Linked DNA regions of Homo sapiens: region 2 is linked to region 1. Evidence: chromatin loops called from intact Hi-C (ENCODE). Cell type or tissue: endothelial cell of umbilical vein. All regions are shown on one strand. Each heading gives the region's core, and the rest is flanking DNA. Links, peaks and the distances in the headings are about the cores only.

Region 1 (11,688 bases), core at 2,164-7,163:
GGGGCTACAGTATGACTGGTGAGTAAGATGGATGTGTTCCTGACACTGCCTAGAGGAGGAGATGGAAAAGTAATAACACAATGCAATATAGGGTGTGTATAATGAGGACATTTATCCAAGAGAGTCTATGGAGGGGTTTGCTTCATAGAATGCTCCTGCGGTGAGACAAGACGTGAGATGACCTTTAAAGAGTGTGCAGGACTTAGCTATGTGAATGAAGGTTAATGAGAAAGCATTCCAAATCCTGAGAGATGGACTAAAGATAAATCTCAGACTTATTTAGACCAAACCAAGGAAAACTTTTGGTAAGAAAGATATGAAGCAAGACATGCTAAAGCAGAATTTTCTTTAAGGCACATGATCTTACTAGAAAACCTTTAATATTTGAATTTAATAATTTCTGAATAACCTAAGAATACATGCGGTAAAACACAACTTATGATTTTAAAAGGTATATATGAAAGTAAAATGTTATTCCTGAATTTTTTAAATAATGCTATCAGTTATCCAATGTTATTTTGCTTTGGGAAAATCTTCAATCAGAGAAAAATATTCTCTTTGATAGTAAATGCAAGATACTCCAGAACAACTCTGTAAGAATTTCGTTTTCATTTTTTTCTCCATTGAAATCTCAAAACATTTTGAAAGGAAAAAAATCCCAATACAATGTCTTTTAAAATTGTATCTTTTGGGGAGGATTGCTTGAACCCAGGAGTTTGAGATCAGCCTGGGCAACATAGCAAGACCCCATATCTACAAGAAAAGTGTCTTTTAAAAAATAGCACCAATTCTTATTTTTTTGTTACATGCTATATGTTTTTTGTTATGTTTTATCTTGTATTATTAGGCTTTATCACCCTTCCATAACTTCATATTAGCAAGAATACAAACATCTTGAGAGAAGTGTTGGAAATTATTAAATGCCTTCCATTGCTTTGCTTCTTAGATACTGAAGATGGGATTAGAGTTATGGCTTTTTCATAGGTTTTGACATTGAAACCACTTTTTATATTTATAACATATACAGAAGAACATAAGCAAAGAAAACACGTTCAGTAAGGAAGAACATTTTTAGTGGTTCAGGAACAAAATGGAGAATATATATTCAATGTTTCATTGTCTCTCCTAATAGGCTATAAGCTCTATGAGAGCAGAGACCTGACACCTGGGAATCCCAAGTGCCCCGTGCATTTCCTGGAATGTGTTCTATGAAATATATGTTGAAACAGTTATTAAGGAAATTAATGCATGACCAAAGTGTATTAATTACTTTGCAGGTAAAAATATAAATATAAATATGCAAGAAATTCAAATTACAATTTCTATCTCGAACAACTCTTTGACAGGAATTTGGCAGCTTCAGTTAATGCAATATCATTGACAGCATTCTGTTATGAGGATATGGTAAAGGAGTTTATGAGTACTTTGTTCCCAGGCTTTCACAAAAGTTATTGTGGCCAAAGATGACGTTAAATCAGCTTCAATGCCATGACCAAAATGAGTGCAGGCAAAAAATAAATCTGAGTTCATTCACTGGCTGCAGAGAGACCTAAAGAGCAACAGGTGAGCAGAGCAGGCTGCTTCTGCATTCTCTGTTTCATTTCATGAATTGTACATCTTGGGAACTTTACTCCATTCAACATTTGTAGGATAATATTAACAGTGAACAGCTATGGCATAAGAGAAAATCTTTGCAATCATCGTGTCGATTCTTTAAACCCCCTTCTCCAAAGAAAAACTAAAGAAAGCAAAGCATACTACTGTGCTAATATGGATCTTTAAGAAGATTTAGGCCATATCAATATTTCAATATCTTTCAAGTCTAAAGCCTGCAATGACTTCTTATCTTCCCATTTACCACTTTGAACATCTTTCATCAATGTATCTTATCATTGTGTAGTAAAATTACTCTAGTTTCTTTAAAATATTAGATCTCTGAGTCCAAAACATAAAAACCTAAGAAAATGAGTTAATACTGCTGACAAGGACTCAAAATAGCAAATGTGATTTTAGAGTTAGAGGGAATGGACACAAAAGAAGCTGTTCACTTCAGTATTAAGGGAAAAGTTCATTTCACCTTGTTTCAGGCTTCCATGACAACCAGATTAGCTTAACTAATCACACAACTAGAGGAAAAAATTGAGAAAGCAAGTTCAGGTATCTTGAACCTTGAGTATTTAGTGAGTAGCAACAGACAAAGCAGCCAGGGCTTATATGGGATCATTAAGGCCAAATTCAAAAGAAACTGAGTACATTTTACAATTCAGAAGTCTTTCACTTTTTCTCTTTCTCTTTTCATCTTACATAGCATTTCCAAGTATTGTTCTGGAATAGATAATTACTATCATTTAAGAGTGAACAGAGAACCAATATTTTCTTCAGATAGATGTAAACAGTCTTTTGAGAACTCACTCAAACACAAAGCAATTATGCTGGCTGATTAAGGGTAAGAAGTATGAGATTCTGTTATTTAATACAGCATTTTTAATATATGGAAATTTTACAAGAAATTTATTACTCCCTTGCGATGAACTTACTTGGTTTCTTATTCCTGACAAATCAAAAAAATGAGCAAGATATGAGAAAAGTTTTAGTACTTACATCTGCTATTGTACTAAAGTCTTTTATTTTATTAACACTTTATAATAAGTATTTACTGATATAAATAAAACAATACCATATAATTTACTAAGAGTCTTCACACATCCACATATTTTACACTTCCTAAAAACCTGTGAGGAAAATGTTGTCTATATATACAGTTGTCCCCAAGCATCTGTGGGGGATTGGTTCCAGGACCTCATGTGGATACCAAAATCCATGGCTGCTCTAGCCCTGCAGCAGTTGGCCCTACGGGACCCATGGATAGGAAAAAATCAGCCTTCCATATCTGAATGTTCCACATCCTATGAATGCTGCATTTTCCATCCACATTTGGTTGAATCCAAGGATGCGGAACCTGCAGATACAGAAGGCTGATTATTTATATATATATATGCGTATATATATATATATATATATATATATATATATATATACACACACACACACACTTATATATACGTATATATGTATATATATACGTATATATGTATATATACGTATATATATATATATATAATTTCAAATATTAAATCCATTCAGCAGGTGAGAATACTGAAGCTTAAGGAAATCTATCTGTGACCCCCTAAAGTTACAAGACTTATAAATAGCAGAGCCAGAAATCTCAGTCTGGACATACTAAAATTCATTAGTTTTTCCATTATACCACAGTCAATGTGTACATTTTAAGACAGAGGCCAAAAACATCAATTATTAAACCATTTATTACCACTCTTCAATGTGATTCATAATTATTAATCCGGTAGACAATAAATGTCATCCACTTACAGCTGAATAGAAAATGCTCTAAAACCCAAAACTAATTTTGTGAGTAGCAGTTTGCTTCACTGTGATTAAACTCTATGGCATTTTGATGGATCAAGTCTGGCAACACTCACCTCTTTTTGACGGTACTTAATGGCCAATTTTAGTCTTGCAAGATCATTTCCACTTTGTTCTTCTATGAGACTATTGTCATCTCGGTAATTAAGAATGATTTCCAGTTCTCTGGAACTTCTCGTCTGATCCAGTAGGTCCTTAGCAAATTGTTTGCACTGCCGTGACAGCTCTTCATACTCCGACTTGAATTCATTTTCCACCTTGCTCAGTTCCTGAAGTTCCCAACTTAACTGAAAGGCTGTGAGAAAAGGATCTTCGCTTGACAGTGCAATGAGAGAGGGACTGGCCAAGGCCTTGTAGATGTTGAGTCTGGAGCGTGAGTGACGGAGGCTGTCCACATCTGAACTGGACACGCATTCCACACAGTTACAGCGGACCTCGTGGGGTCGAGGCACTGAGACTCCTTTCTGAACCAAGAGTTTTATTATCTCATAATTATTTGTATGGGCTGCCAAAATGATTGGTGTAATGTCTGGAGTGAATTCAGAGAACTGCTTATCAAGGAGTATAGGAGGCACCTAAAAAAAAAAAAGGCAGAGGTGATGAATATTTATTCTTTTGTTCAAGTCTGTGAATTTCATACACCATGCTATAGCAATATGGAACAGGGTTTATATGTCCTTGGCCGGGTTTTTTTTTTTTTGTAGGAGAGATATGGTCTTTTCCCCTACAAAAAGACCAGACAAAATTGGAAAAAAAAACTTTCCAATATGATGCATTATTCTTTTTTTAATCTGAATTATGACATTTTACAGCATCTTAAAATAGGTGGTTATGGAAACTCTTTACTTGATGAATGTCTTTATTTCTTTTAAATAAGCCCAACTTATTTTCCAGCTGACACTATTTTCTTTGCTTTCTCAGAGATGTTGAGGTCCAAAATAATCAAGAAATACACTCAAAAACAGCTAATGATTTGTTTTAAACCCAAGCTCTTTCTCTGCAGTAGAAGTCCTTTAATTCCTCAATTAGGTTTTGTCTTTTGTTTGTTTTTACTGTGTTTTAGCTTCTGCTTTCCTATCATTCAGCCTAGTGACTAAATGTGGCAGCAAAAATAAGTGGGCTGGCCTCATGCTTCCTCTTTTCATCTGTGCTTTTCTGGTATATTTTCCAGATGACAAGAGGTGCTCCATAACTAGCATTACTGTTTTATTAGAAATAAGCAAGCATTGAGTCGAGTCAGCAGTGTGAATTCCACTGAATCAGGTCACCAATGTGTTTATGCACGATTTCCTTTGGGTTATACTCTAGGGATGGTAATGATGAAAATAATAATAGCCGCCATTTAGTAAGCATCTGCCAGGTACATTAACCCTCACCCTTTATTATTCACATTTTATGGATGTAGTTCCTCAGTGAGTAAGTGGAAGGTCTACAATCTGATCTGCAATTTCCACATACTTTAAAGACCTTATATAATAAACACAGGTTCACCTGTCTGACACCCAACCCTGAGTGAATTGCACTGCACTATGTTGCTTTAGCACTTTTAGTTTATTTATTTTTGCTGGCACAAAGCCATAGAGGCATTTATGAAAAGTTAATGCTACATAAGGGCAGTTAAACAGGCATGGCAAAAAAAAATGATGACTCACGTCACATTGAAATATGCTGCTGGAAAAATGAAGGAAACCACAAAAGGATCAGAGGAAAACCATATGGAGAAAAACGACACTCATGATGACACTTCATTAATGCTACTTTTAAATATAGGTACATTTTTATATGTGGACAATTACACACATTTTAAAGTCATCTGGCCATATAGGATATCCATTGGTTTCATGAGAAACACTAAAGATAATAGGAATGAAATTATCGATTTAAAATATCCTTTACAGAGGTATGCAATTATTTAATAGTGAAGATGGTAATAAACACTTTTTGAAATGTGCTTATGAGTACTAGGGTGACCACACTGCCTGTTAAGATAGTGTTTTACTTTTGTGCACTTTGAGGCCACTGTGAAGGTAAATAAAGTTTCCTTGGTCACAAGTACTGCAATCTCGTGTCAGTAAATCTGATAACCAAGATGGCTCTTAAGTGACTAAGGTTTGGGAAATGGTTTCAGTGTGCATTTGCCTGACAAAGTGAGAATTTACGTCCCAGGTGAGATGGAGTGGGACAACGTGAGATTTCATCGTGCTGTTCAGAATGGTGCAAAATTTACAACTTATGTATTATTTCTGGAATTTTCAATTTAATGTTTTTGGACCACAGTTAAGCATTGGTAACTGAAACTGATGAAAGCAAAACCTTGGATATGAGGAGACTACTGTACTTTTAGTGTTTTCTGTGGCAGACAATGAGGGAAGACAAAACAATGTAACTAAATAATTTCCTATATTAGATGTATGTTTAAGTGACATGTAATTTGAAGGCAATTTCTGGATTCAGTACAATTTCATCTTGGATTTCTATGCTTTTTAAGCTGTTAAGAATTTCAAATTTATTAACCATAAAATATATCTTTATAGAATATTGCAGAAAATTTTATTTTAAAAATAAGTATAATATATCCATACAGAATGGCATACATTTTTTTTCAAAAAAATAACAGTGTGAAAGTATTAAAGAGAGATATAGTAAGTTTATTAAAATATGTGAGAATATACCAAGAATAAATCTGCTGTTTGAGTTTTAATACTCAATAAACCATTGCATTGGTTTGTTGAATGGTCAATTGATTGGTCAGTAATGATATGGCTTGGCTTTATGTCTCCACCCAAATCTCATTAAGAATTTCAAATTCATTAACCATAAAATATATCTTTGTAGAATATTGCAGAAAATTTTATTTTAAAAATAAGTATAGTATATCCATACTGAATAGCATACATTTTTTTCAAAAAATAACAGTGTAAAAGTATTAAAGAGAGATACAGTAAGTTTATTAAAATATGTGAGAATATACCAAGAATAAATCTGCTGTTTGAGTTTTAATACTCAATAAACCATTGCACTGGTTTGTTGAATGGTCAATTGGTTGGTCAGTAATGATATGGTTTGGCTTTGTGTCCTCACCCAAATCTCATCTTGAATTGTACTCCTCATGTATACAGGGATATAGTTGGTGAGCAGCGACTGGATCATGGGGATGGTTTCTCCCATGCTGTTCTTGTAATAGAGAGTTCTCACAATATCTGGCTGTTTGATAAGTGTCTGGCACTTCCCCTTTCTTGCTCTCTCTCTCTCCTGCTGCCATGTAAGATGTGCCTTGCTTCCATTTTGCCTTCTGCCACGATTATAAGTTTCTTGAGGGCTCCCCAGCTATATGGAACTGTGAGTCAATTAAGCCTCTTTCCTTTATAAATTACCCAGTCTCAGGTAGTGTCTTTATAGAACAGTGAAAACGGACTAATACAGTAAATAACTATTTTTAAATTACATAATTATAATTATTTTAGAGCTTACTCTTACTCTAAAATGTATTCGAAATTTAACATTATATGTTGTCTTTACCATTAATTGCCTGGCACCCAGCTGGTCATAGATTGTTAGACATCAGGAACTGATTGTCTTAGCTGGACTCCGTGGGGGACTCTGCTGGGACCCTGACTCAGCCAGGCAGGCAAAATATTAGTGTTTATCTAGGTCTCAGGGGACAGGTTTGGGTCCTCTCCGATTGCATGAAGACAATAAAAACAGAACAAAAGTGTTTTAAGAAAATAATTGCCTGTTACGGAGTACTAACTATATGCCTACATCAATTATTACATGGTTTTTGAAAGTCTGAGGTTTTCTTATTCTCTCATCACTTCTACATTTATTATATTGCATTCTTCTGTGTATGAAAGTTCTCCATCTTCTCCTTTTTGTTGTTGGATATTGCTATGACCCCATGAATTCTTTCTTTTATTTAATATATTGTGATTCATTGCTATCACTATTCGTTTTATACTTGTTATTAAAGTATAACATACATATAGTAAAATGCATAAATATTAATATACAGCTTGATGACTTTTAAAAATCTGAACATGCTTAGGTAACACAACCCAGATTAAAACCTGAGAGTGCCTGCACCTCACAAGCCTCCCACTTGTTACTCTTCTCAGTTATTACTTTTCTCAGATATACTCACAGATTTAATGGTTATCAGTATAAGTAACTTTCACACACTTTGAAAATTTTATATAAATAGAATCACAAAATATGTACTCTTTATGTCTAGCTTTCTTTGTTCAACTTTAGCTCTTTGAAATATATTCCTTTGTTAGTAGCAAAAACTGTTGCTTCAATTCTGCGAAATATTTCAATTTCTATTTTATTTCATTTCATTGTTAATGACATTTTTATGGTTTCCAGTCTGGGGCCATTAAGAATATTGCTCTTATGAAGATTTTATTTCTGTTTTGAACATGAAGGAATAACGTACATGTATGTTGATTTTGTTTCTAGGTACAGAGTTTTTGTGTCACACAGTTTTCTTAAGCACTGATACCAACTTGTCTGCCCACTGCAATTACGTTGGTTTTATTTATTATATTTATGCCATTTGCAAATAACTTTTTTATTTATTATCAAAAATGAGTGTTGAATTTTGTCTAATGCCTTTTCTGTTTCAATGGATATAATCATATAATTATCCTCCTTAGTCCTAAAAGTATGGCAAATTATATTAATAAGTTTCGGAATATTGAAACATTCTGACTTTCCTGAAATGAATTCCACGTGGTCAAATGCATAATGTTTTTACTTTGGCAATTTTTAAAAAAATTATTATTGTACTTTAAGTTCTGGAGTACATGTGCAGAATGTGCAGGTTTGTTACATAGGTATACACGTGCCATGGTGGTTTGCTGCACCCATCAACCCGTCATCTACATTAAGTATTTTTCCTAATGCTATCCCTCCCCTAGCCCCCAACCCTCCGACAGGCCCCGGTGTGTGATGTACCCCTCCCTGTGTCCACGTGTTCTCATTGTTCAACTCCCACTTATGAGAAATATTTTGGAATCGATTTTCCTACGGGAGATGGATTTCTAATCTTCACTGTGCTGTCTTTATCAGATTCTGGTATCAATGTGAAGTTTTCTTCGTTAAAAGAATAAGAATGCTTTCTTCCTATAGAAAATGGAGATGTGGCATTCATAACCCCTTCAAGAATGGACTTGCTGTCCGGCTACCAAGAGTGTAGTCTACCAGCAGCCTCCACCTGCTAACCGGTTCAGGTTCTTCCTCAGTTTTAAAATGCAGGACAATGGAAGAGCAAGCAGAGAGGATGGACAGGGCCCAGCTATTTCTACTCAGCATACGACATGGCTTGCTAGGCAGCCGTATCCTCCGGAGCTCCTGTTTACAGTGGCGGGAACATTCATCAGCTCTGCATCAGGGTCTAACGGCTTCCGCTTCCCAATCCTGCTTCTTTTGCTTTTACTTTCGAAGATGCTATTCAAAATATACACAAATGTAGGAAAATGTACCTTTTATTTTTGTTTTGAAATGAGAAAAGAATGAGAGAGAGAGAGAGAAAGAAAGAGAGAGAAGGGTCTGACAAAAGACTGTATGGTTAACCAGCTAATAGAATAGAAGCTTTAATAAAGGAAAAGGGGACCCTATGGTTACTAGAAAATTATTAATATAAAATGTAAGCCATTCTAAAGAAAAGGACGGGTCTTCGGGATCTTCAGTTCTTTCCCTCCACTACTGCAAATGCGATTTTTCTAATATAGCAACAGCTTCAGGCAATTCCCTTTCTTAAAACGGCTTATAATTACTTTGATTGATTCAATAATTTATTCATATATTGAATCAACAAATATTTACTGAGTCTATTGTCTGGCACTGCATTAGATGTAGAGAATTAAGAAAAATGAAGATAAAGCAATTCATATCCTCACAGAGATGACTGTGTATTTGACAGAAAACTGGAGCACAGATTTCCTGTATCTCCCAAGCAAAGTGAATCAAATGTTCATTTACTTCAAATCCAACATCATGGTAGTTATCATGAGAAATACACAGAAAAATAAGAAATGAATATTTGCAGCGTCACATCAGATGATAACCAAATTTTAATCTGAAACTTTCAGTTCTAAAAATTTGCCAAGTACTTTCCAAAATCTCAGGGTAGTTTTTCTGCTATATATAGCAGAAAGCTTCACATTGATACCAAAACCTGATAAAGCAGAAAACTATATATATATATATATATATGACTGGTAGAGTTAGAATACAATAATAACTGTAAAATCTGCTATGAGCCCTAGAACATAAAAATTATTTGCTAACTATAATTTTTTTGTTCAGTATTAACAAGAATACGGTACTGTGCAACATTTTACTTTCCTTAGCAAGAAGCGAATAATTGACATACTTGGAGCAGAAAACTGCAGATGCAAACTGTTCTTTTGGAAGCGTTAGAACATTCGGCTGCCATTCTTTTTCTACTTGGCAAAGTGCCTAGCGGATAGTTGGTATTCCACACATGACACATCGATTTATTCTGCACACAGGTGACTGCCATTTCTGTAGGGCGAAGCCATTAAATCAGAGTTCCAAGCCTTCCAACTAGAGACTGAGTCAATCTCAGACGACAAGGAAGAGCCGGTCACAGATAGTGAAACAATGCAAGCTAAAGTGACCCCCTCAAGATTTTGCTCTCAGGACCTAATCTCTCTCTAGAAAGACCAAAATACCACTTCTGCCCCCCTCCCCCTCCCACACCCTTTTTCTTTGCTAAGTTTTCCTAGCTCTTCTTTCAGAATGTCCTAATGTTACAGCCTTTCATTTGTACACAAATGGTCTTTGGGGTATACAGAGACTTAAATTCCCCTTTTCCCTAGATGGCTGGTACATTTAGCTTATTTCAGATGTTATGTCCTAGGATTACAGATTCGCAGGTGCTCAAACAAACAAAAAAAATAAAGAAGATAACTTCACTAAATCTTATAACAATAAATCAAGTCACTTTAATGGCTTTCATTTAATCAACAAATAATTACTATACATGAGCAATGTGCAAGGCAATGTGCTGGGTGGAAAAAGGTGTTTTGTCCTCTAGAAGCATAGCAGAAAATTCCTCTCTTTCTCCCTCCACACACACACACACGCACACACACACACACACAGTATAATACTATAGAAATGATTTTAATGTAAGAACTCAGTAAATGCTCTAAGAAGAGTATGAATAAAACAAAGGGGAAATTAATTTAGAGATTTTTTTAATCAGAAAAGGATTTGAGGAGGTGTTTATATTTACACTGGTTGGAACTAGCAATGTAAAACAGTTATAAGAAAATGACAGCATCAAAGAGAAGACATGAGAGATACATTTATAAAAATACTTTCTTTAGAGTATAGTATAAGTCAAGAAAGCTAAATAATTTTAAAATGCTTCAATGTAGATTAGGGCAAGATTAGAGATGCTTTTGAATAGCATTATTTTATAAATATTGGTGACATTATAGAAGAATTTAGCCAGGAGAATAATGGAATAATTTCTAAGTAGTAACATTATTCTAGTATATTTTGAAGAATACATTAAAATTGAAATGGTTGGAGGCAGGTAAAGAAGGCTGATAGCTATTACATTTTGGATTAGACTTGTAGCCATGGAAAAGGAAAGGATATGATTGCACCCTGCCAGACAGGAAAGATGAGAGACAGAGAAAGAAAGAGAGAGAGAGAGAAAGAGAGAGAGAGAGAGAGAGAGAGAGAGAGAGAAAGAAAGAAAGAGAACACAGAAACATGAGGTAGAATTAATTTAAAGCAAACATATCAGAGAAGAAGAGATCTCATCCAGATGATGCCCTGAGAGTCCTCTGAATTCAGATTTCTGTTTCCCTAATGTTCACTTGTCTGGGATGGAAAGGTGAACACAAGTGCATTGCAGAAGCTGCTAATGCAAATTTGCACGTTCTAGCACTGGAAAGGCACTTTCAGAGAACCCTTGCATCCAATTAGGGCCAATGGCCCTTCCCTCTCTCTTCTGTCTTTCAGCTGACTATGAGTAAGGGTTGATAAAGAGGCTTTTCTTACTGGTTTTCCAGGGAAGCCGAGCCTGCCACCTCAAAGCACCCCCGCTATGGAGAATGGGCGATACTGAAGCTATGGAGAGGGCAGCGAAAAGCTATGACTCAGGGACTCTGGTTGACTGCAGCTGAGGCAATTATCAGTTAATTATCAACTTTACTACCTGTTTCAATAATTTAAGGAAGTCTAAAATATAAGTCATTTGAC
Region 2 (11,688 bases), core at 2,855-7,854, 65 kb before region 1:
AAATACCGAAAGCAGCCAAGAAAAAAAAAAAAAGGAAAAAAGAGAGACATTTTGCATACAAAGGAAGAAAAGTAAGACTGACAGCAAACTTCTGGGTGTAAAAAATATATACAAGGCAATGGAGTAACATCTTTTTTTTTTTTTTAGTTGGAGTCTCACTTTGTTGCCAGGCTGGAGTGCAGTAGCGCAATCTCCGCCCACTACAATCTCCGCCTCCTGGGTTAAAGCGATTTCCCTGCCTCAGCCTCCCTAGTAGCTGGGACTACAGGCACGCACTACCCCATCCGGCTAATTTTTTGTATTTTAGTAGAGACGGGGTGTCATCATGTTGGCCAGGATGGTCTCGATCTCCTAACCTCGTGATCCGCCCGCCTCGGCCTCCCAAAGTGCTGGGATTACAGGCAGGAGCCACCGCGCCCGGCCTGGAGTAACATCTTTAAAGTGCTGAAAGAAAAAGAATAAGAGTTAACCCAGGATTCTATATACAACACAAATAGCTCTAAGAAATACTTACTAAAGACTTTTTCTTCAATCAAAATCTGAGACGATTTATTCCTGTCAGATCTACACTAAAAGACATACTAAAAGGATATTTTTAAGGCAGAAGGTGTATAATATTGGACAGAAAGTTAGATTTATTTTTAAAAATGAAGATTTATGTCCAGAAATGTGTGTGTATATATATATATGTTATACATATAAAATACATATATTTATTTTTATTTAAAAGTTTTCTAACATATAATTGACTGCCTAAGTAAAAACTGTAGCAATATATTGTAATTGTCAACATAGGTAAAAGTAAAAGGTATAATGACATTAGCACAGAAGATGAGAATTACAAGCCTCCCGTCATAAGGTTCTTATACTACACATAAAGCAGAATAATATTTTTGAAGTTAGAATGTAATAAATTAATATTTTATATTGTAAATACTATGGCATCCTTTTAAATATTTTAAAATATATGAGTAGAGAGCTATACATGTAAATAATTAGGGTTATACAAATATTTAATCCAATAACAGGCATAAAAGGAAAAACGCAACGAAGAACAGATAGCAATGGGGGTAGGTTTCCAGTTTACCCATATCATAATTATACTCAATGAAATGTATGATCTAAACACACTAATGAAAATAAAGAGATGATCATATATGAAAAAAGTACAGGCATAACTCTATCACAATTCATCCATAGAAGTAAAGGAAAAATAAAAATATAACATAAAACAATAATGAAAAGAAAGCTCCCGTGGCTACATTAATATAAAAGTAGATGTATTTCAGAAGAAGCAATGTTACTAGGTATATAGAGGGATATAACATAAAGATAAAAAGGCGAATTTGCTGAGAAGATATAAAAATTCTATGTGTGCTTGCAGTTAACAAAAGAACCCTATAATACAAGATGTCATAACTATTAAAACTGAAACAAGAAACAAAGAAAAGTAGAATTATAAGTGGAGGTTTCAGCATTCCTCTCTCTGTAACCAACAGAACCAGTAGACAGAAATTTAGTAATGATATAGAAGACCTGAACAACACTACCAACAACATGAGAACAGCAGAATACACATTTCTTGCTCGTGCACATGGAACATTCACCAAGATAGGCCATAGTGTGGACCATGAAACAAACCTCAGCACATTTATTTAGGTTGAAATCATACTAAGTAAGTTCTATGACTACAACACAAATAAACAACCAATCAATAATTAAATGTACCTAGAAAATCCCCAAATATTTTTCAACTAAACAATACAGTTCTATTATCTTTCGGCTCAAATAGGAATACATGAGAAGAGTTAAAAATATTTTGAAATGATTGAAAATGAAGATACAACCAAAAACTCTTTGTGAGGCATCTAGAGTAGTGCTTAGAGGAAATATACAGCTCTGAATGCTTTATCAAAAAAGAATGAGGGGTTCATCTCAGTGATTTCACCTTCAATTAAGACAGTATAAAAAGAAGAGCAAGTTTAAACCAAAACAAGCAGAAAGAAGAAAATAACAAAGGTAACAAAAATCAATAAAATCTGAAACATAAAATGAAAGATAAATCAATGAAAACAAAATCTAGTTTTCTTAAGTGGTCAATAAAATTGATAAAACGCTAGCCAGAATGATTAACAAAAAAAGATGATATAAATAATCAATATCAGAAATTAAAGAAGGAACATCAATATAGATCTTATAGATATTATAAGAATAATAAGCAACTAGAATGAATACCTGGATGCTCATACATTTCACAACTTAAATGAGCTTTTTTCCCTGAGACATAAACTTTAAAACTCACTCAAGAGGACATAAAGCAACCTGAATAGTCCTATAGTTATTAAAGGAAATGAACTGGTAGTTAATATCCTTCCAACAACAAAAAAATTCAGGTCCAGTTGATTTCATGGTGCATTCACCCAAACATTTCAAGAAAAAATAATACTAGTGCTAATCACACTCTTGCAAAGATAACAACAGTAAGAAACATTTAAGAGGCAAGTATTACACTGATAAACAATCAGACAAAACTCTTTAAAACTACACACCAATAGCCCTTATAAATATGCACAAAAATCCTCAATAAATAGTAGTGAATAAAAGTTAGCAATATATAAAAATAATAATAAATCATGGCCAAGTAATGTTTTTCCAGGTAATGAAAGGTTGTTTCAATATTTAAAAATCAATCAGCATAATTTATCCCATCAACAGCTTTTTGAAAAAATGTGATCATTTCAATAGATGCAGTATAAACATTTGACAAAATTTAACATGCATTCATGATAAAAACTTTCAGTAAAGTGTGAATAAAAGGGAAATTTATTAATTTGATCAAGGGCATTTATAAAAATTTATAACTACTTTTCTGTAAAGGGCCAGAGAACAAATAATTTAGGCTTTGCAATAAATGGGCATGAATGTGTTCCAATGAAACTATTAAAAAAACTGGCAAACAATCTGATATCAGGGCCGTAGTTTGCTGCCTCCTGTGGTGGTTATTACATGACTGTATGCGTTTTAACATTTTATATCTCTGCATTCAACTCCAAAAAGTTAGTGTTATAACTTAATTTGAATGTAGCCAAAATTACAAAATTGATATTGAGGAATGAATACAGTGATAGAAAAAATAATTAAAAATATTATGGTAATACATTGATTACAGGTAATATATGAGTAACTATAAATTTTTTACATTTTCTGTATGTTTGAAATTTTTCATAATAAAATGTTGAATGAAATAAAAGCATAGTAGACATGATGGTCTATCATTAATTAGTGAAAATAAACAATGACTATTTAAAATTATTGATAAAGTTTTGTTTTTATATTTTGTTATATTCAAATTTATAACTCACATGAGAGCTGATTTCAGATAAATTAATTATAGTGTATTTTTAAAGTTGGCTGTAGACAACTGCTTTATTCTAAATTCGGCATTTACATCCTAGTTTCCCGTTTTAGTCATCTTTCATAAATAAATCTCTCATGAGAGGTCAGATAGAATTGGGACATAATTGGGAAAATGATAATAATATTTACTACCTCCATATTGGAGAAAGGAGTATATCAGAACTAAGTAAGATATGATGCCTGCACTGCATTTTAGAGCTGGTGGGAAACTTAGAATTTAAAATATCCAGTGCGAAAAAATGCTTGGCACACATTTTTTTCCATACCTATGGTGCTTTCTCCTACTAACCTGGCTACAGACGCAGAATTCAATAGACAACCACAGCCTGCATGAGAAAACTAAGGCCCAAAGAGGCAGCGTAAACAAGAATGTGATGCCACCAGTTAATGAAGAAAGCACGACTGGATCAGAATCTCCTAAATGCAGTGCACTTGGACAACATTTTCTTATTCCTGAGAGTTTACAAGGCACAGAGTTATGTGCTTCAGAAGACAGAATGAGGACTTTGGGAAGGAGGTATAAAGAAGAAGTTATGAGCTTGGTACAATGTTGCTTATTTGTTTTGTCTTGCTTGACACTGCCAATTCCCAGATATTAGATATGTGCATGCAATCATTGATTTAGCAAATGCATTTCAAGTTAATTTTTCACCAGAAGGCATAGTGATAAGAGCTAGTCTACGTTAGGTGATCAAGCGGCCAGGCTCAACTCAACGAGCAATCAGCTTTAGAATCTTAGCTTAGCCTCTCTAGGTTTCCGTTCACTTCAAAAAACAGAGGTTTGGATTACATGGCTTTTACAAAGTATGATTTTATCCTAACTGCATAAATTGCCAACGATTGCTTCTTCCTATTAGGATTGTGACAATTTTACCAAAAGCAGTCATCACAATCGCTGCCATGAGAGATGAAAAACTGCCCTGTACAAGAGGGCACAGACTTGCTCTGGTCTGCCCCACAAAGCAGAAATTGGATCTTTGATAAGAAAAGCATAGAAAGGCAGCTTCTTGCCAAATGTAAGGAAGAATATTCTGGCAATTAGAGTTGCTCTAAAACTGGAATGGATTACCCTGTGACATAGAGATTCCAATCCAGAGGCTGTCTTTAAGCCAGAGAAATTCTAGCAGCGAGTGGAGACTGATCTACGTAATCTTTAAAGTTCATTCCAACTTAATGAATTTATAATTCGGTTGCTTTCAGATTTGTATGTATCATGAAATAAAATATATTTTAAAGTACTTGCTAACCAGAGCATTTATATTTCATTATGTCTGACAGATAAACTTTATTATCTTTATACCTGCTGCTACTAAACTGGAAAGTCAAATGTGATTATTAACAGTCATCGAAATAGCGAAATTCAAATATTTTGTGAGGATTTACATAAAGGAAGAAAGGCTTTGGGAAGGAGGTATAAAGAAGAAGTTATGAGCTCAGTACAAGTCAACATTTTATTTCGACTTCCTTCATAGCTGAGCAGACTCTGTTCTCGTCCGATGGGTTAAAGGAGATGAAACTTCAACTGTAAGTTTAGACTAGATGACCTCTAAGCAAAACTCACAATGCTGATATATTACAATTCCTCTGGAGATCAAGGAGGAGACATTAAATCTGATTTTCTTGACCACCCAAAATCTTACTTCACTTCTGACCTTTGAAAGGCACAAATGTGTGGGAAAAACAGAGATCCTGATAAAACTGGAAACTCATGTCATCATTTTGTTTAAACTTGAGCTATAGATAAGATTGCCAATCAATGTCTGTTGGCTAATGTGGTAATGTGTTGGTATCTTTTTTTTTTGTTATTGTTCCAGATTGAATATCACTTTTTATAGTTCTAGTCACCACATACCTGTCAGATGACTGTGGATTTATGTTTGTTATAAGCATGGTAGCGAAATGGCCAGTTTCATTTATTCTGGCAACATTTACTGAATTTTTGAAGAAACAAGCCTTTAGAAAAACCAGAGGGTGCTATTAACTAAATAAAAAACGAATTCAGCTAGTAAATTATCCATGGTAACTAAAAAGCCTGAAGAGAACAAAGATTAAGACAGCTTCTGTCACAAAATGTTTATCCTGTTCCCGCAATGGGAACATTTCGAAATTGCTCTTTGCTGTTTATAAACAGAAGACATGATTTCTCAGAGTCGTGATGGAGGCCTAATTACAAGCATTGATGTCAAGACTGTGGGGACCAACAAAGGAAAGATCACAGTGCAAATGAGTCAGAGAACTTCCTTTTAAAAATATTTGTAGATGTCTGGAAGTTTTTACTATTTTTTTCTACCTTTCCCATAACAGTTTTCACTCAGGGCTATTTGAATGTTCTATTATGTCCTGCGAAGCTGGCTGTGAGGATGTGATGGGGTAGGCAATGCTCAGATGCCACATTTAACAGCACCAATTACATGTGACAAATGTGTAACTCTGCAAATAGATCTCCTGTCATTCCCTTTCTTACTGTCCGTACTTACACCAATAGTAAACAACCCCAAACAAAAAGCAAGTCACCTTTTCACCTATGGCAACCTCCAGGGGTCTCTTATTTAAGCCGCAAAGCTGTCGGGGGCCTGACCTTGGAAGTCTCTTCACAGAACACTGAGCTTTATGTTGTGGTATCAAATCAATGAAGATAAAAGAACACAAAAATTTCCTCCCTGCTGGAGTTTTGTATTGTTTTGTTTTTTGATTTTCAAATCAGGGAATATAAAAGTAGTCTCTCATCAAAAATCTGCTTCTGTTCAAAGATAAATTTAAAGGAAGTCTTTTATTCAGTAGAAACCCACTTGTTCTGGACCTCTAAGAGGCACTCAGTTAAGGGGCAGCTCCTGTTCTCAGCAGTATACTTAAAACTCAAACAAAGATGAGGACAAGGACCCCAAGCATCCATGTTCTGAAAAGAGTTTACAGAAAATTGTAGCCAAACTTTTCCTTCCAGGGCCTACTAGGAGGCATCAGGACCCTATCTGTTCCCAACCACCTAGCCCTCTCCTTCCGTAATCTGTAACAGAGGTAGACCTGGGGAGACAGATAGCGAGAGAGCCATGAGGTCAGGGAGTGCAAGGTTTCTGTTTTGTTTTTGTCGTTGTTGTTATTTTTTAGAGACAGAGTCTCACCCTGTTTCCCAGGCTGCAGTGTAGTGGTGCATTATATCTCACTGCATCCTCAAACTCCTGAGCTCATGCAATGCTCCCACCTCAGCCTCCTGGGTAGAGGAGCAAGGACTAGAGGCACATGTTACCATGCCCAGCTATCTTTTTTTTTTTTTTTTTTTTTTGGTAGAAAAGAAATCTCTCTATGTTGGCCAGGCTGGTCTTGAACTCCTGGCATCAAGCAATCTCCCCACCTTGGCCTTCCAAGGAGGGAGCTTGGATTACAGGCGTCGGCAGCCCAGCCAGGACAGTGCAGTTTTTGTGCTAAAAGGGAATACCAGAAGGACAGGTAAGGGTGTTTCCTCACCAATACTACTGCCTCCCTAAGTCAAGTCTAAGGGAGACTCCAAGAAAATCCCTCATAAAGTCTGGGAGTTTCTACAAGGAGGAACTACTACCTCACCCCTGCTGGGGCATCTGTTTGGGCAGGTGGCTTGCTCATCTCCCCCTGGGTTCAGCTCATCACAGAAAATGGAAAACAGTGAGGTTTGGCCATAGGGTAGCCCATGGCAGTCTGGCCTTCTGTCTTTTAATGTGGTAAGGTTCTGTGATGCTGTTGTGAGGTAAGTGCATATTAGAAGAAAAGGCTGGGTTTGAGCCTTCTTGCCAGGACTCAAGAGGGATTTGTTAGGGTTCCAGGACCTCGTTAGGGATTGACTGCTGGTTACAGGAGTGGAGGGACTGGAAGACTCCTGGAAGAGTTGAATCTCTGACTCAGAGAACTATGCAGTGTGGAGGCACAACAGGGCTCTCAAAGAACAGCCGTGCACCCCTCAGGAGGGTCAGCATCACACAGGTGGCTCAGTAATAGCCAGAGAGGCAGGACAACCAACCAAGAAAGAGCTCTGACCAGGGTGCCAGGTAAGTCAGGACATTTAGCTTCTCCCATTCCCCATCGTCCCTAAAGCAACAGGAGTGAGGAAGCATGAAGAGCCTATATCCCACCTTGAATTCCAGTGTTGGAGTTAAAGGATGTGTAAGAGATGGACAATTCCAGATCCTTCAAGCCATGGGTCAGGCCTTTATTGGGAAGAGAAGATCTTTAAGCTTATAAAATTTGAGTTTTAAACTGAACATAGCCTACTTTTAAATAACTTGAAATTTCAGAAAATTTATGATAACCGATAGTGATATCATTCGGGAACAAGGAAAGGATATTTGATATAAGGTGGCCAAGGAGAGTGATAGAAAGAAGTAAAACCATTTCATGTCTAGATTCAAATATGTTGAAGATCCTTAATAAAACCATTATATGATTATGAAATTTGACTTCCAGAATTGTTTCTCAGTCTTTAATGTTTAAAATACTTTTGGAATTTCTAAATCAGCCAACCATAATCTGAATTTGTCATAAGAATCTACAGTAACCATAATTTTAGTCAGCAGACCATACTTCAAAAAACACTGACATAAAGAGACAGTGAATGTTAAATATTCTTAGTTGGAAGGCATCTAAAAATGCTTAAACCACTATGGGTTTTGACACCATTATTTTAACATTTTGAGAAAAAAAACTAGGAATATATAATTAAGGAAGTACACATTTTTAAGTTTACCAAGAAAGGATGCCATGTTAGTTTCAGAGTAAGAGTGAAGTGTAGAACTTTAGAATTCCAGATCATCTGATAGCTTATCACCTAAAAATAGTTACTTAAAAATCAAGTGAGACATTTTATCAGTGTAGGAGCATTCTTTTTATAGGATTCTAATTTAATTTAAAATTTTCCATGAAAACTAAGAAGTAGAATGCTTATGTAGATAGGAAGACAAGGAATAAATATTTCTCCAATTCCTTGTTCATTACCTTTTCAATAAGCAGCAGAAGTTGCCTAATATATAGTTTCGAATAAGTGAATATTAATATTTTCACTATGAAAATTACCACCTTCCACTTAATACAAACTTCTGAACATTTTAAAAATAAATATGCACAAAGAAATATATTTATTTCTTTCGATTTTCCTGAGTACCCCTTACACACACACACACACACACACACACACACACACACACACACAGAAATTTAAAAAATAATAATGTCCTTGAAGAAAATAAATTTAACTTTAGAACATAGCAACTAATACATGGAAAGCAAAAAAGGAAACATCTCTAGGTCATATCAAAGGACTTATTCTTTCTTTCTTGGAATGGATTGCTTCTTTTAGTGCTAGAAAGTCACACATAATATGTTTTAGATTAGAAAAAAGGCAGTGATGATACTGGTGGTGATGTGAGGGTGGTGGTAGTGGTGAGTTTGGTATGTTGGTAAACATAATATTCAATAGTAAATCATATCAAATGTGCATCTTAAAGAGCATTACACCTTTAATGAAGCAGAAACATGGTCCATTCAAATTTCACCTGTGTAAAAATCTAAGCCGGCAAATAGAAGCGAAGAAGTCTTAAGTACGGACACACGTTCTGAGCTGTTTTTGCCTTTTCAAATTCTACCTCTCACACTTTTGGGTGAGTGTCTCAGAAAGGATAAAGAATCTAGATCTAGACTTACATTGACTGGAATTTGAATCTAGTATCACTTGTTAGCTCCTTGATCCCTTGATCCCTGCAAGGAATGTAAATTCTCTAAGCCTGTTTCCTCTCTGTGAAATGAGACATTAACATCATTTATTATGATTAAGTGGAACAGAGTTACTGTGAAGTTCGAACAAAAGAATGCATTTAAATTACTCAGCACAGTGCCTAATTTTTTCAGTTTCTACTATTATTACTACGATTACTACTACTACTATTGTTACTCTGTGCTAATGAAGACTAATTCAAGAATCTCATTTTTTTTTTTAACTTTGACTCTTTCTTTCTTGGTATCTACTCCTCTTTTCCTGTCTTTTCCCCTCTTCCCTTGAACCATCTAAACCATGTTTTCAAACATTCTCTGAAGGCCTGTAAATTTCAATTTTTGTGTATCAAATTTATATTGCACTGTCATGGCCTAAAAAGAGTTCATTTCCCTCCAATAAAGAAATCATGTGTTCAGCATTAATAGGGGCACACACAATAACTGAAATCTTCATTAATATCTCATTGTTTGAGATATTACTGCATTAGTCTTTATAATTCCATGAAGATGATGTTAAAATATTTTTTCCCACTGATAAATAGTAAAATGAGGGTCATATGTCGCACTGTACTATCTGATTTCCTCAAAAATTAAAATATCCATTTTAAATTAATAAATGGGTAGTCTGCAGCTTGTGTTTGAGGGTCTGTGTGTGTCTGAAGCTAGTTTGCTAAGATTATTTGAGCACCACGACAAGGGAGGAGCTGGGGAAAGTAATACGAATATTTCTTATAATTGTGAGAATATTGTTTGGAGCTGCTTGAGGGGATGGGAAATTCAGCGGTGAGGCTGAAAATATGAAGCCATTTGATCTTAATGACTTTAGACAAAAGATGAAAAAATGGTCACAAGACAGGAAGAATTATATATATACGCACACACACGTATATATACACACGTGTGTATATGTGTCTATATGTATACATACATATATATGTATGTGTATATATGTGTCTGTATGTACCTATATACACATAACTGATTATACATATATGTGTAAAAACCATAACTGGTTATACGTATACGTGTGTGTGTGTGTGTGTATACACACACATATATATACATATATATACATCCATATAGTATTATTTGACTCTATGAATATTTATCTAGATGAAAATGTTATCACCAACTTTTCATTCTACATCTTCAATTTGGTAGGCCTTGTTGAAATGTTCAGATTTGTTAATATCCACCTTTTAAAACATAAAAATGTAAAATAAATTATGGAAATGAGAAACCAATCTTGTTTAAAAATTTGCTAAATAAAGTGTTATAGGCAAGTTGCATAATCTGGCTATTATGAGCAATTCTTACTTTATGCCTAGGAATTCAATAGAAGCTATTTTTAACAGAGCTTAGACCTCCTCCTATGTTACATCTTTTCCTCAGTTCACCTTTCTCCTCATGCTCAGTGTGCATAGATTTGCATACTGTTTAATTGTGGCATAATCTGGGGCATGCTCACAATGTCACGTCGCTTCAGCAGCCATTTTGTTTTCTCATAGGAGCAAAGTATTTCCTGCTGTATTCATATGATAGCCTTCATTAAAGTTCTTTCTTTCTTTTCTTTTCTTTTTTTTTTGAGATGGAGTCTTGCTCTGTCACCTACACTGGAGTGCAGTGGCACAATCTCGGCTCACTGCAACCTCTGCCTCCCAGGTTCAAGCGATTCTCCTGTCTCAGCCTCCCGAGTAGCTGGGACTACATGTGCCTGCCACCATGCCTGGCTGATTTTTGTATTTTTAGTAGAGACAGGGTTTCACTATGTTGGCCAGTATGGTCTCGAACCCCTGACCTCGTGATCCACCCACCTCAGCCTCCCAAAGTGCTGGGATTATAGGTGTGAGCCACCACACCCAGCCCAAAGTTCTACTTCTTTCATGAAAAGTGTTATCCATTTTATAATTTATTTTACTAAGCTAATTACATAAGTCTACATCTGGAAATTTTACAGATGTCCATACTTTTTTGTGCAAAGGGATAATTTATAGCAAAATTTGTTTGTTACAATCGGAGTTAGAATGAATTCTGAGGGAAAATTCAAACTGGGTTTCAGGAAGGCCTGACAACCAGCATTCAAAAGTTTGTTTTTCCCATATCTTACTACGTATTATCTTCAGAAACAAATGCCTCTCTTTGAGATAAAACTCTTGCCATAATTTTGATGAATTCTCATAATGCACATTACACATATAACATGCTCTAGTTTTCATGTAATTTTTTAATAAAAATAAATTTATCATATTCTATTCATTGCATATTCCCAGTATATTAAAAATCAAACCCTAAATAAGTTAAGAGCCTCAGAGTCATGGAGAACGTAAAAGTACCCAAGTCTCTGATCTTCTAGCCTCGAGCTCTTTCTAATCCATCATTCAGTCTTTCCAATGAAACTTTTTCTCCAGACACCCGAAAAGTATAGCTCTGTTATCAGGCCCATAGGAATGCTTGATCAAACAACTGTTTTACTTTTTACTCTAGTTTAAGTGGGTAATTTGACAGCCTGAGAAGGATATTGGTGTCCATCTGTCTGGA

Evidence for each region. Peaks named below come from ENCODE experiments on the same cell type or tissue, not always from the same donor. Only the 100,000 strongest peaks of a DNase experiment are listed, where the experiment ranks them.
Region 2: a loop joins it to region 1, with 2.2 times the contacts of the local background. A loop is called at or near these places in 1 of 110 quality-filtered maps.

Annotation. Positions count from the first base shown.
Region 1 is chr13:37,742,437-37,754,124 of GRCh38, forward strand. It overlaps TRPC4 (transient receptor potential cation channel subfamily C member 4), which reads right to left. Exons shown (of 11, transcript NM_016179.4): 3 at 3,501-4,019. Among named protein-coding and RNA genes, the nearest start is that of TRPC4, 120 kb to the right of the region's middle. RefSeq lists silencers at 4,856-5,150, 11,376-11,670. In endothelial cell of umbilical vein, for the core only: no CTCF peak of the experiment used is centred there; a DNase peak (open chromatin) is centred at 4,875; H3K27ac peaks cover 1,526 bases.
Region 2 is chr13:37,676,248-37,687,935 of GRCh38, forward strand. All of the region lies in intron 4 of TRPC4 (transient receptor potential cation channel subfamily C member 4), which reads right to left. Among named protein-coding and RNA genes, the nearest start is that of POSTN, 83 kb to the left of the region's middle. In endothelial cell of umbilical vein, for the core only: no CTCF peak of the experiment used is centred there; a DNase peak (open chromatin) is centred at 5,644; H3K27ac peaks cover 2,117 bases.